Linked DNA regions of Homo sapiens: region 2 is linked to region 1. A link is a loop called in an ENCODE intact Hi-C map of the cell type or tissue named here. Cell type or tissue: chondrocyte. All regions are shown on one strand. Links, peaks and the distances in the headings refer to the core of each region. The heading gives the core; the rest is flanking DNA. Region 1 holds the start of LINC01043 (long intergenic non-protein coding RNA 1043). Region 2 overlaps LOC101928730 (a long non-coding RNA gene).

Region 1 (5,389 bases), core at 59-5,058:
TGGTTCATGCTTACGTGGCTGCATCCTGACAGAATGGTCCATGCTTACCTGGCTCCATCCAGAAGGAATGTTTTGTACTTACCTGGCTGCATCCTGAATGAGTGATCCATGCTTACCATGCTGCATTAGGAAGGAATGGTTGACACTTACCTGGGTCCATCCTGAAGGAGTGGTCCACTCTTATGAGGCTACACCCTAAAAGAAAGGTCCATACTTATCAGGATTCATCCTGAAGGATTGGTTCATGTTTACCTCACTCCACGGTGAAGTAATGGTTCATGCTTACCTGGCTGCATCATGAAGGAATGGTCCATGCCTACCTGGCTCCATTCTGAAGTAATGGTTCATGCTTACCTGACTGCATCCTGAAATAATGGTCCACGCTTACATGGCAGGATCCTGAAGGAATGGTTCATGCTTACCTGACTGCATCCTGAAATAATGGTCCACGCTTACCTGGCAGGATCCTGAAGGAATGGTTCATGCTTACCTGACTGCATTCTGAAAGAATGGCCCATGCTTACCTGGCTCCATCCTAAAGGAATTGCCTATGCTTAACTGGCTTCATCATGGAGGAATGGTTCATGCTTACCTGGCTCCAACCTGAAGGGTTGGTCTCTGCCTACATGGCTGCATTCTGAAGGAATGGTTCATGCTTACCTGGCTTTATCCTGAAAGTATGTATCGTATTTATGTGGCTGTATCCTTAAAAAATGGTCCATCCTTTCCTGGCTGTATCCTGAAAGAATGGTCCCTGGTTACCTGGCACCATCCTGAAGAAATGGTCCACACTTACCTGGCTCCATACTGAAGGAATGGTCCACACTTACCTGCCTGCATCCTGAAGCAGTGGTCCATGCCTACCAGCCTCCATCTTGAAGGAATGGTTCATATTTGCCTAGCTGTATCCAGGAGGAATGGTCCACGCTTACCTGCCTGCATCCTGAAGGAACTGTCCATGCTTACCTCACACCATCCTGAAGGAATGGTCCAGGCTTACCTGGATGAATCCTGAGGGAGTGGTCCATGCTTACCAGGCTCCACCCTAAAGGAAAAGTTCATGCTTACCTGGCCACATTCTGAAAAAATGGTTCATGCTTACCTGGCTCCATCCTGAAGGAAGTGTCCAGACTTACCTGGCTGCATCCCGAGGAAAGGTTCATACTTTCCTGCCTGCATCCTGAAAAAAATGGTCCCTGCTTACCTGGCTACATCCTGAAGGAATGCCCACACGTACCTGTTTGCATCCTGAAGGAATGATCCATGCTAACCTCACTGCTTTCTGAAGGAATAGTGCATGCTTACCTTGTTCCATCCTGAAAGAATTGTTCCTGCTTACCTGGCTCCTTCCTGAAGGAATGGCCATACTTACCTGGTTGCATCCTGAAGGAATAATTCATACTTACCAGGATGCATCCTGAATGAATGGTCCATTATTACCTAGCTTCATCCTGAAGGAATGGTCCATGCTTACCTGGTTCCATGCTAAAGAATGGTCCATTCTTACCTGGTTCCGTGCTAAAAGAATGGTCCATGCTTACCTGGCTACATCCTAAAGGAATGATCCATGCTTAACTGGCTGCATTCTAAAGGAATGGTATGTGCTTACCTGACTCCACTATTAAGAAATGGTTCATGCTTACCCGACTGCATCCTGACAGATTAGTCCATGTTTACCTTGCTGCATCCTGATGGAATGGTTCATACTTATCTGGCTCCATCCTGATGGAATGGTTCATGCTTACCTGGTGGCATCCTGAAGGAATGGTTCATGCTTACCTGGCTGTATCCTGAGGGTATGTGTCATACTTAACTGACTGTATACTTAAAAACTGGTCCATGCTTACCTGGATGCATTCTGAAGGAATGGTTCAGGCTTACCTGGCGGCATCCTGAAGGAATGGTCCATGCTTACCTGGCCGCATTATGAAGGAATGGCTGATGCTTACCTGGCGGTATCCTGAAGGAACGGTCCACACTTGGCAGGCTCCATCCTGAAGGAATGGTCCATGCTTACCTGACTGCATTATGAAGGAATGGCTGATGCTTACCTGGCTGCATTATGAAGGAATGGCTGATGCTTACCTGGCTGCATCCTGAAGGAATGGTCCACACTTGGCAGGCTCCATCCTGAAGGAATGGTCCATGCTTACCTGGCCGCATTATGAAGGAATGGCTGATGCTTACCTGGCTGCATCCTGAAGGAATGGTCCACACTTGGCAGGCTCCATCCTGAAGGAATGGTCCATGCTTACCCAGTTGCAACCTGAAGGGATTGTTGACAGTTACCTGGCTCCATCTTGAAGGAATGGGTCATGCTTACCTGGTTGGATCCTGAAGAAATGGTTCCTGATTACCTGGCTGCATCCTCAATAAATGATCTACTCCTACCTGTCTGCATTCTGAAGGAATGGTCCATACTTACCTTGCTGCATCCTTAAAGAATGATTCCTGCTTACCTGGCTTGGTCCTGAAAAAATGGTCCACGCCTACCTGGCCACATCCTGAAGGAGTGGTCTATGCACACCTGGATACATCCTGAAAAAATGGTTCATGCTTACCTGGCTGCATCCTGAAGGTATGTATCATAATTACCTGGCTGTATCTTTAAAAACTGGTCATTGCTTTCCTGGCTGCATCCTGAAAGAATAGTCTATGCTTACCTGGCTCCATACTGAAGAAATGGTTCATACTTACTTGGCTGCATCCTGAAAGAAATGTTCATGCTTACCTGGCCACATTTGAAAAATATGGTTCATGCTAACCTGGCTCCATCCTGAAGAAACTGTGCACACTTACCTGGCTGCATCCTGAAGGAATGGTTCATACTTTCTTGCCTGCATCCTGAAAAAAATGGTCTCTGCATACCTGGCTGCATTCTGAAGGAATGGTCCACACTTACCTGGCTCCATCTTGAGGGAATGGTCCACACTTACCTAGCTGCACTCTGAAGGAATGGGGTGTGCTTGTCTGACTCCATCCTTAAGAAATGATTCATGCTTACCAGGCTACATCCTGACAGAATGGTCCAGGCTTACCTGGCTCCATCCTGAGGGAATAGTCCGCACTTACCTGGCTGCATTCTAAAGGAATGTTACATGCTTATCTGATTCCATCTGAAAGCATGGTCCATGCTTACCTGGCTGCATCCTGAAAGAATGGTCCATACTTATCTGGCTAGAGTCTGAAAAACATGGTTCATACTTACCTGGCTGCATCCTGAAATAATGGTCCATGCTTACCTGGCTACAGTCTGGAAAACATGGTTCATGCTAACCTGGCTCCATCCTGAAGGAATTGTGCACACTTACCTGGCTGCATCCTAAAGGAATGGTTCATACTTTCCTGCCTGCATCCTGAAAAAAATGGTCCCTGCTTACCTGACTGCATCCTGAAGGAATGGTCCACTCTTACCTGGCTCCATCTTGAAGGAGTGGTCCATGCTTATGTGGCTACATACTGACGGAATGGTCCATGCTTACCTGGCTGCATCCTGAAGAAATGGTCCACGCTTACCTGGCTGCATCATGGAGGAATTTTTCATGCTTACCTGGCTCCATCCTGAAGGAATTGTCCATACTTATCTGGCTGCATCCTGATGGAATGGTCCATGCTTACCTGGCTCCATCCAGAAAAAATGTTTCGTGTTGACCTGGCTGCATCCTGAATGAATGATCCATGCTTACCACGCTCCATTTGGAAGGAATGGTCCATGTTTACCTGAGTCCATCCTTAAAAAATGGTCCATGCGTTCCTGCCTACACCATGAATGAAAAGTTCATGCTTACCTGGCTGCATCCTGAAGGAATGTTTTGTACTTACCTGGCTGCATCCAAAAGCAATGGCTCATGCTTACCTGGTTCCATCCTGAAGGAATGGTCCATGCTTACGAGGCCACATGATGAAAGACAGATCCATACTTACCTGCATTTACCCTGAAAGAATGGTTCATGCTTACCTGACTCCATCCTGAAGGAATGGTCCATGCTTACTTCTCTCCATGGTGAAGAAATGGTTCAGGCTTACCTGGCTGCATTCTGAAGAAATGGTCCATCCTTACGTGGTTCCATCATGAAGGAATGGTCCATGCTTACCTGGATTCATCGTGAAGGAATAGTTCTTGTTTACCTGGCTGCAATCTGAAGGAACGGTCCATGCTTTCCAGGCTCCATTCTCAAGAAATGGTCCATGCTTACTTGGCTGCATCCTGAAAGAATGGTTCATATTGACCTGTCTGCATCCTGAAGAAATGGTCTATGCTGACCTGGTTCCATCCTGAAGGAATGGTCCATACTTACCAGGCTCCATCTTGAAGTAATTCTCCATGCTTACCTGCCTTCATCCTGAAGGAACGGTTCATGCTTACCTGGCTCCAACCTGAAGGAATGGTCTCTGCCTACATGGCTGCATCCTGAAGGAATGATTCATGATTACTTGGCTGTATCCTGAAGGCATGTATCATACTTACCTGGCTGTATCCTTGAAAATGGTCCATGCTTTCCTGGCTGCATCCTGAAAGAATGGTCCACGCTTACCTGGCTCCATACTGAAGGAATTGTCCATGCTTACCTTCCTGCACCCTGAAGAAATGGTCCATGCTTACCTGGCTGCATCCTGATAGAATGGTCCATGCTTACCTGAGTCCATCCTGAAGAAATTTTCCCTGCTCACATGGCTGCATCCTGAAAAAATCGTCCCTGCTTACATAGCTGCATCCTGAAGGAACGGCCACGCTTATCTTGCTGCATCCTGAAAAAATGGTCCATGCTTACCTGACTCCATTTTGAAGGAATGGTCCACAATCACACAGCACCATCCGGAAAGAATGGTTCATGCTTACCTAGCTACATCCTGAAGGAATGGTCTATGCTTACCTGGATTCATCCTGAGGGAATGGTCTATGCTCACCTGGCTGTATCCTGCAGATATGTATCATACTTACTTGGCTGTATCCTCAAAAAATGGTCCACACTTACCTGGCTTCATCCTGAAGGAATGGTTCATGCTTACCTGGCAGCATTCTGAAAAATATTGTTAATGCTTATCTAGCTCCAAACTAAAGGAATTGTTCACATTTACCTGGCTGTATCCTGAAGGAAAAGTCTGTGCTTACCTGGCTGCCTCATGAAGAAATGGTCCATACTTACCTGGCTTTATCCTGAAATAATGGTTCATTCTGACACGGCTTTATACTGAAATAATGGTTCATTCTGACCTGGCTGCAGCCTGAATGAATGGTCCATACTTATCTGTCTCCATCCTGAGGGAATCGTGCATGCTTACCTGCGCTCATCCTGAGGAATGGTCCACAATTACCTGACTCCATCGTGAAGGAATGGTCCATGCTTACCTGGGCCCATCCTGAAGAAACAGTCCATGCTTACCTGGC
Region 2 (5,389 bases), core at 177-5,176, 50 kb after region 1:
TCTTAACTCGCCTATTAAATAATGGAGTATGTCAGATTGGGCTAAAAACAAAGACTCAGCTGTATGTTGTTTATAAGAAAACAACTTTAAATATGCTGACATAGGTTAAAAGTAGAAGAATAAAAGTAGATGTACAATGCAAACACTATTGAAAAGAAATTTGATTGCTTGTATTAATATCAGACAATGTAGACTTTAGAACATGGAAAATTACCAGAAATAAAGAGGGGTATTGCATAAAGGTAACAGGGTCAATAACTAGGAGGGCTCCGAAATATATAAAGTGAAAGAAATACAACTGAATACAGAAATAGACAAATTCACAATTATATTTGAAAATGTCATTATATCTGTCTCTGTAATTGATAGGATGATTCAAGTGAAAATCAGCAAGGAGTTGCTTGTAAATTCTAGATATTAGGCCTTTTTCAGATGGGTAGATTGCAAACATTTTCTCCCATTCTGTAGGTTGCCTGTTCACTCTGATAATAGTTTCTTTTGCTGTGCAGAAGCTCTTTATTTTAATCAGATTCCATTTGTCAATTTTGGCTTTTGTTGCCATTGCTTTTGGCTTTTTTGTTATGAAGTCTTTGCCCATGCTATGTCCTGAATGGTATTACCTAGGTTTTCTTCTAGGGTTTTCATGGTTTTGGGTTTTACATTTAAGTCTTTAATCCATCTTGAGTTAATATTTGTATAAAGTGTAAGGAAGGGATCCAGTTTCAGTAGTCTGCATATGGCTAGCCAGTTTTCCCAGCACCATTTGCTGAATAGGAGATCCTTTCCCCATTGCTTGTTTTTGTCAGGTTTGTCGAAGATCAGATGGTTGTAGATGTGTGGTGTATTTTCTGAGGTCTCTGTTCTGCTCCATTGGTCTACATATCTGTTTTGGTAGCAGTACCATGCCGTTTTGGTTACTGTAGCCTTGTATAGTTTGAAATCAGGTAGCGTGATGCCTCCAGCTTTGTTCTTTTTGCTTAAGATTGTCTTGGCTATACGGGGTCTTCTTTGATTCCTATGGAATTTAAAATAGTTTTTTTTTTTTCTAATTCTGTGAAGAATGTCAATGGTAGTTTGATGGGAATAGCATTGAATCTATAAATTACTTTGGGCAGTATGGTCATTTTCATGATATTGATTCTTTCTATTCATGAGGATGTAATATTTTTCCATTTGTTTGTGTCCTCTCTTATTTCCTTGAGCAGTGGTTTGTAGTTCTTCTTGAAGGGGTCTTTCACGTCCCTTGTTAGCTGTATTCCTAGGTATTTTATTCTCTTTGTAGTGATTGTGAATGGGCATTCATTCATGATTTGGCTCTCTGCTTGTCTATTGTTGGTGTAAAGGAATGCTTGTGATTTTTGCACATTGATTTTGTATCCTGATACTTTGCTGAAGTTGCTTATCGGTTTAAGGAGTTTTTGGGCTAAGATGATGGGGTTTTACTAAATATAAAATCATGTTGTTTGCAGACAGAGACAATTTGACTTCCTCTCTTCCTATTTGAATATGCTTTATTTCTTTCTCTTGCCTGATTGCCCTGGCCAGAACTTCCAATACTATTTTGAATAGGAGTGGAGAAAGAGGGCATCCTTGTCTTGTACTGGTTTTCAAAGGGAATGTTTCCAGCTTTTGCCCATTCATTATGATATTGGCTGTGGATTTGTTATAAATAGCTCTTATTATTTTGAGATATGTTCCATCAATACCTAGTTTATTGAGGTTTTTAACATGAAGGGATGTTGAATTTTATCAAAGTCCTTTTCTGCATCTATTGAGATAATCATGTGGTTTTTATCTTTGGTTCTGTTTATGTGACTGATTACGTTTATTGGTTTGTGTATGTTGAACCTGCCTTGCATCCCAGGGATGAAGCCAATTTGATCATGATGGACAAGTTTTTTGATGTGCTGGTGGATTTGGGTTGCCAGTATTTTATTGAGAATTATTTTCATATCTATGTTCATCAGGGATATTGGCTTGAAGTTTTCTTTTTTTGTTGTGTCTCTTCCTGGTTTTGGTATCAGGATGATGCTGGCTTCATAAAATGAAGGATATAGAAGATGCAAACAACACAAAAAACTTGATCTAATTGTCATATATAGAACTTTCCACCCCAAAAGAGCAAAATACACATTGGTTTTTCAAGTGCACATGGAACATTCTGAAAGATAGGCCATGTTCTGGAGCATAAAGTAAAGCCTAAACTTAAAAAAGAAATCATTCAAAGCATGTTCTTGGTACATAACAAATAAAATAGAAGTCAATAATGGAATATTATTGGAATGATACACAAATACTTGAAAATTAAACAGCACACTTCTGAAATAACTTATGGATCACTAGTAATTCTCAAGTGAAATTAGTGAAAATATTGTGAACTGAATGAAAATAAAAATTCATCATATTAAACTTTGTAGGATGCAGCTAAAACAGAGCTTAGAAGGAAATTTGTGACATAAAATGTTGTGTTAGAAATCTAGAACATGGAATGTTTTATTAGAATATAACAAAACTCCTAAATCAATAATCACATTTTCCCCTATAGAAACTAGTTAAGGAAGAGTAAATTAAACCCAAAGTAAGTAAAAGGAATATAATAATAAAGGTAAGAGACTAAAGCAGTCAAATTAAAAACAGAAAAGCAGAAGAGAAAATCAATGAATCCAAAGGCTGTTTCTCTAACAAGATAATAAAACTGATAAAACTCTAGTGAGAATAACCATGAGAAAAAGAAAGAAGACACAATTTTCCAATGTTAGAAATAAAAGAGTGGGCATCACTGTAGACCCTACAGACATGAAAAGGGTAATAAAGGAACACCACAAATGACTATCTGCCTGTAGGGTTGACAGTTCAGATAAAATGGACTAATTTCTTGATAATCATAAATTACTAACGCCCATTCAAGAAAAACAGGCAACATGAATAGTCCTATATCTACTAAAGAAGTTGAATTTTTAATTACAACCTTCCTAATTAGCAAACTTCAGGCCTTGATTGTTTTACTGGTGAATTCCACCAGCATTTAAGAAAGAAATAATACCAATTCTGCAAAATCTCTTCCAGAAAATAGAAGAAGAGAAAACACTGCTCAATAAATATTACCTTTATACAAAAACTACACAAAGATATTCTAAAAAAAGAGATTCTTACAAATATCCCTCATGAACATAGTTGCAAAAGTTCTCAACAAAGCATTAGCAAATCAACTCTAGCAATATGTAAAAATGATAATACACCATGACTTAGTGGGGTTTATCCCAGAAATGCAAGTCTATCTCAACATTAAAAATTAATGTAGAAAAAGCATGTGACAAGTCTCAATGTCCATTTATAATAAAGATGCTCAAAAACCTTAGAAAAGTCTCTTATCTCAATAAAGGGCAGCTACAGGAAACTGCATTGGACCCCACACTTGGTGGTGGAAGATAGAGCTTTCTTCCTAAGGTGGGAAGCAAGACAAGAATGTCAGGTTTCACTGCTCCCAGTCCACATGGTGCAGAAAGTCTCAGTGCAATCAGGCAAAAAACAAACAAACAAACAAAAAACCATACACAAATCCCACAAACAAACAAAAAACCCAAAAAACAAAAGGCATATAGGTTGGAAAGAAACACTTGCGACTTACATTATTTTCTATGCAGAATATCTCCAAAGGCACCTTAGTGGCTCCTATAACTAATAAGTGAGTTTGGCAAGTTCACAGGATACATATTTAATATGAAAAAATCAATTGTATTTCTGAATGAACAATTGGAATTGAGATTTTTTAAAAGTACTATTTCAATTGCACCAAAAAAGAGAGAAATATTTAGATGTACGTACAGCAAAAAATGTGGAGGACATGTGTGCTTAAAAGTACAAAATGCTAATGAATGAAACCAATGATAACTTAAAAGAATGGAAAGATATATTGTATTCCTGAATTGGAAGCTTCAATATTACTAAAATAACAGTTCTGCCCAAGTTGAGACAGACGACTAATAGAGAGAACACACATAAAGGATAGAGAGATAGAGATGGATAGATAGAGATAGATGTTGTAGATATTGACAAGTTGGTTCTAAGACTTACATGAAAGGTAGAGGAATGAGAGTATCCAAAACAATTTTGAAAAAGAATAAAGTTGAAGGCTTACACAACCTGGTTTTAATATTTATTATAATACTACAATAATCAAGACAGTATGGTTCTGTGAAAGATCAGACACATAGATCAATTGATTCACACAGTAGGATCAGCTTTTTTTTTTTAAACAAAGTCATAAAGGCAATTCAGTACAGAAAAGAATAGTTATGTCAAACTGTAGGCTCAAACAATTGAACAAACATGAAAAAAAGAGACAAGAACCCTGACCTACATACCTCATACAAAAATTAACTCAAAATCGGTTGTAGAATAGGAATGTCTTAAGGAGCCATCCTATGCTTACCTCACCACTGTATATTGGATGTGGCTGGGGAGTTTAAAGCTGAGCAGATAACTTGTCTCTTTATTAAAGAGCAAAACCAGGCCCATCTCCCACAGCCGGACCTAACCTAGGTGCTGAAATTCTGGGCTTTGGGCTGAGCTGCGAAGGGATGAGGCTTACTGGGCTGTGGAAGGGGACACATGTATTCCGTGAGTAGGAAGAACGCGAATCACTGGGGCCTGAGGCCAGACTGTGATGGCTTTCAGGATGGCCCCAGCAATCTTCCCTGACAGTTCTCTTCAGCACTGATAAGACACAGCAGAAGTGATGGTGTGTTACTTCCAAATCCAGGCCCTAAAAGGCACCGAGACTTTCACCTTGTCACGAAGATGCCCAGGGAGCCCACGGAGAGGTCAACATGGCAAGCACTGGAGGTGGAAGGGGTCATGGGGGTCTGGTCCTCCTGCCACAGTCAAGCTTTCAGATGATGCAGCCTGCTGACATTGTGACTGAAGGACACCAAGCTGGAACTACCCATCTAGGCCTCTCTGGACTCTTGGCCCACAGAAGCCAGGTGAGGTAATAGGTGTTTCTTGTCTAAGCTACTGAATTTTGAATTAATTTGTTCTAAACGTTGGATAATGATACCAGTTCCACTTGAAAACTCTAATCCTCTTGTTCTACCTTTCTGTCCAGGTCATTTATTTACTATTGTGATGTGGTTATTGATACAAACAACATGAAGAAAGGACTGTATCAAAGTTCTGAGCCCTCCCTGGGGCCCCAGGACAGCATTGGTAATAAGTGCTGGGATGATTCTGTCTTCATTTCAGGGGTTGTCACAAAGGGAGCTGGGCAGCTAAGGTGCTCACAGCTCCCTGGGTCCTCCCAGACCACCTTTTGATCACTCATTCACTTCTGTTTGCAGCTGTGTCCTTCAGCCCTACCCAATCCTTGCATCTCACAGGGAGATGTGGA

What was found. Hi-C counts contacts between places; a loop is a spot of excess contacts. Peaks named below come from ENCODE experiments on the same cell type or tissue, not always from the same donor. Only the 100,000 strongest peaks of a DNase experiment are listed, where the experiment ranks them.
Region 2: it touches region 1 in a loop (2.2-fold over the local background); 3 of 110 quality-filtered maps call a loop at or near these places.

The regions. Positions count from the first base shown.
Region 1 is chr13:112,312,315-112,317,703 of GRCh38, reverse strand. LINC01043 (long intergenic non-protein coding RNA 1043) reads right to left here and starts at 4,237. Exons shown (of 2, transcript NR_135321.1): 1 at 1-4,237. In chondrocyte, for the core only: no CTCF peak of the experiment used is centred there; no DNase peak of the experiment used is centred there.
Region 2 is chr13:112,262,560-112,267,948 of GRCh38, reverse strand. It overlaps LOC101928730 (a long non-coding RNA gene), which reads left to right. Exons shown (of 9, transcript NR_120422.1): 4 at 4,763-4,985. Among named protein-coding and RNA genes, the nearest start is that of LINC01043, 48 kb to the left of the region's middle. In chondrocyte, for the core only: no CTCF peak of the experiment used is centred there; no DNase peak of the experiment used is centred there.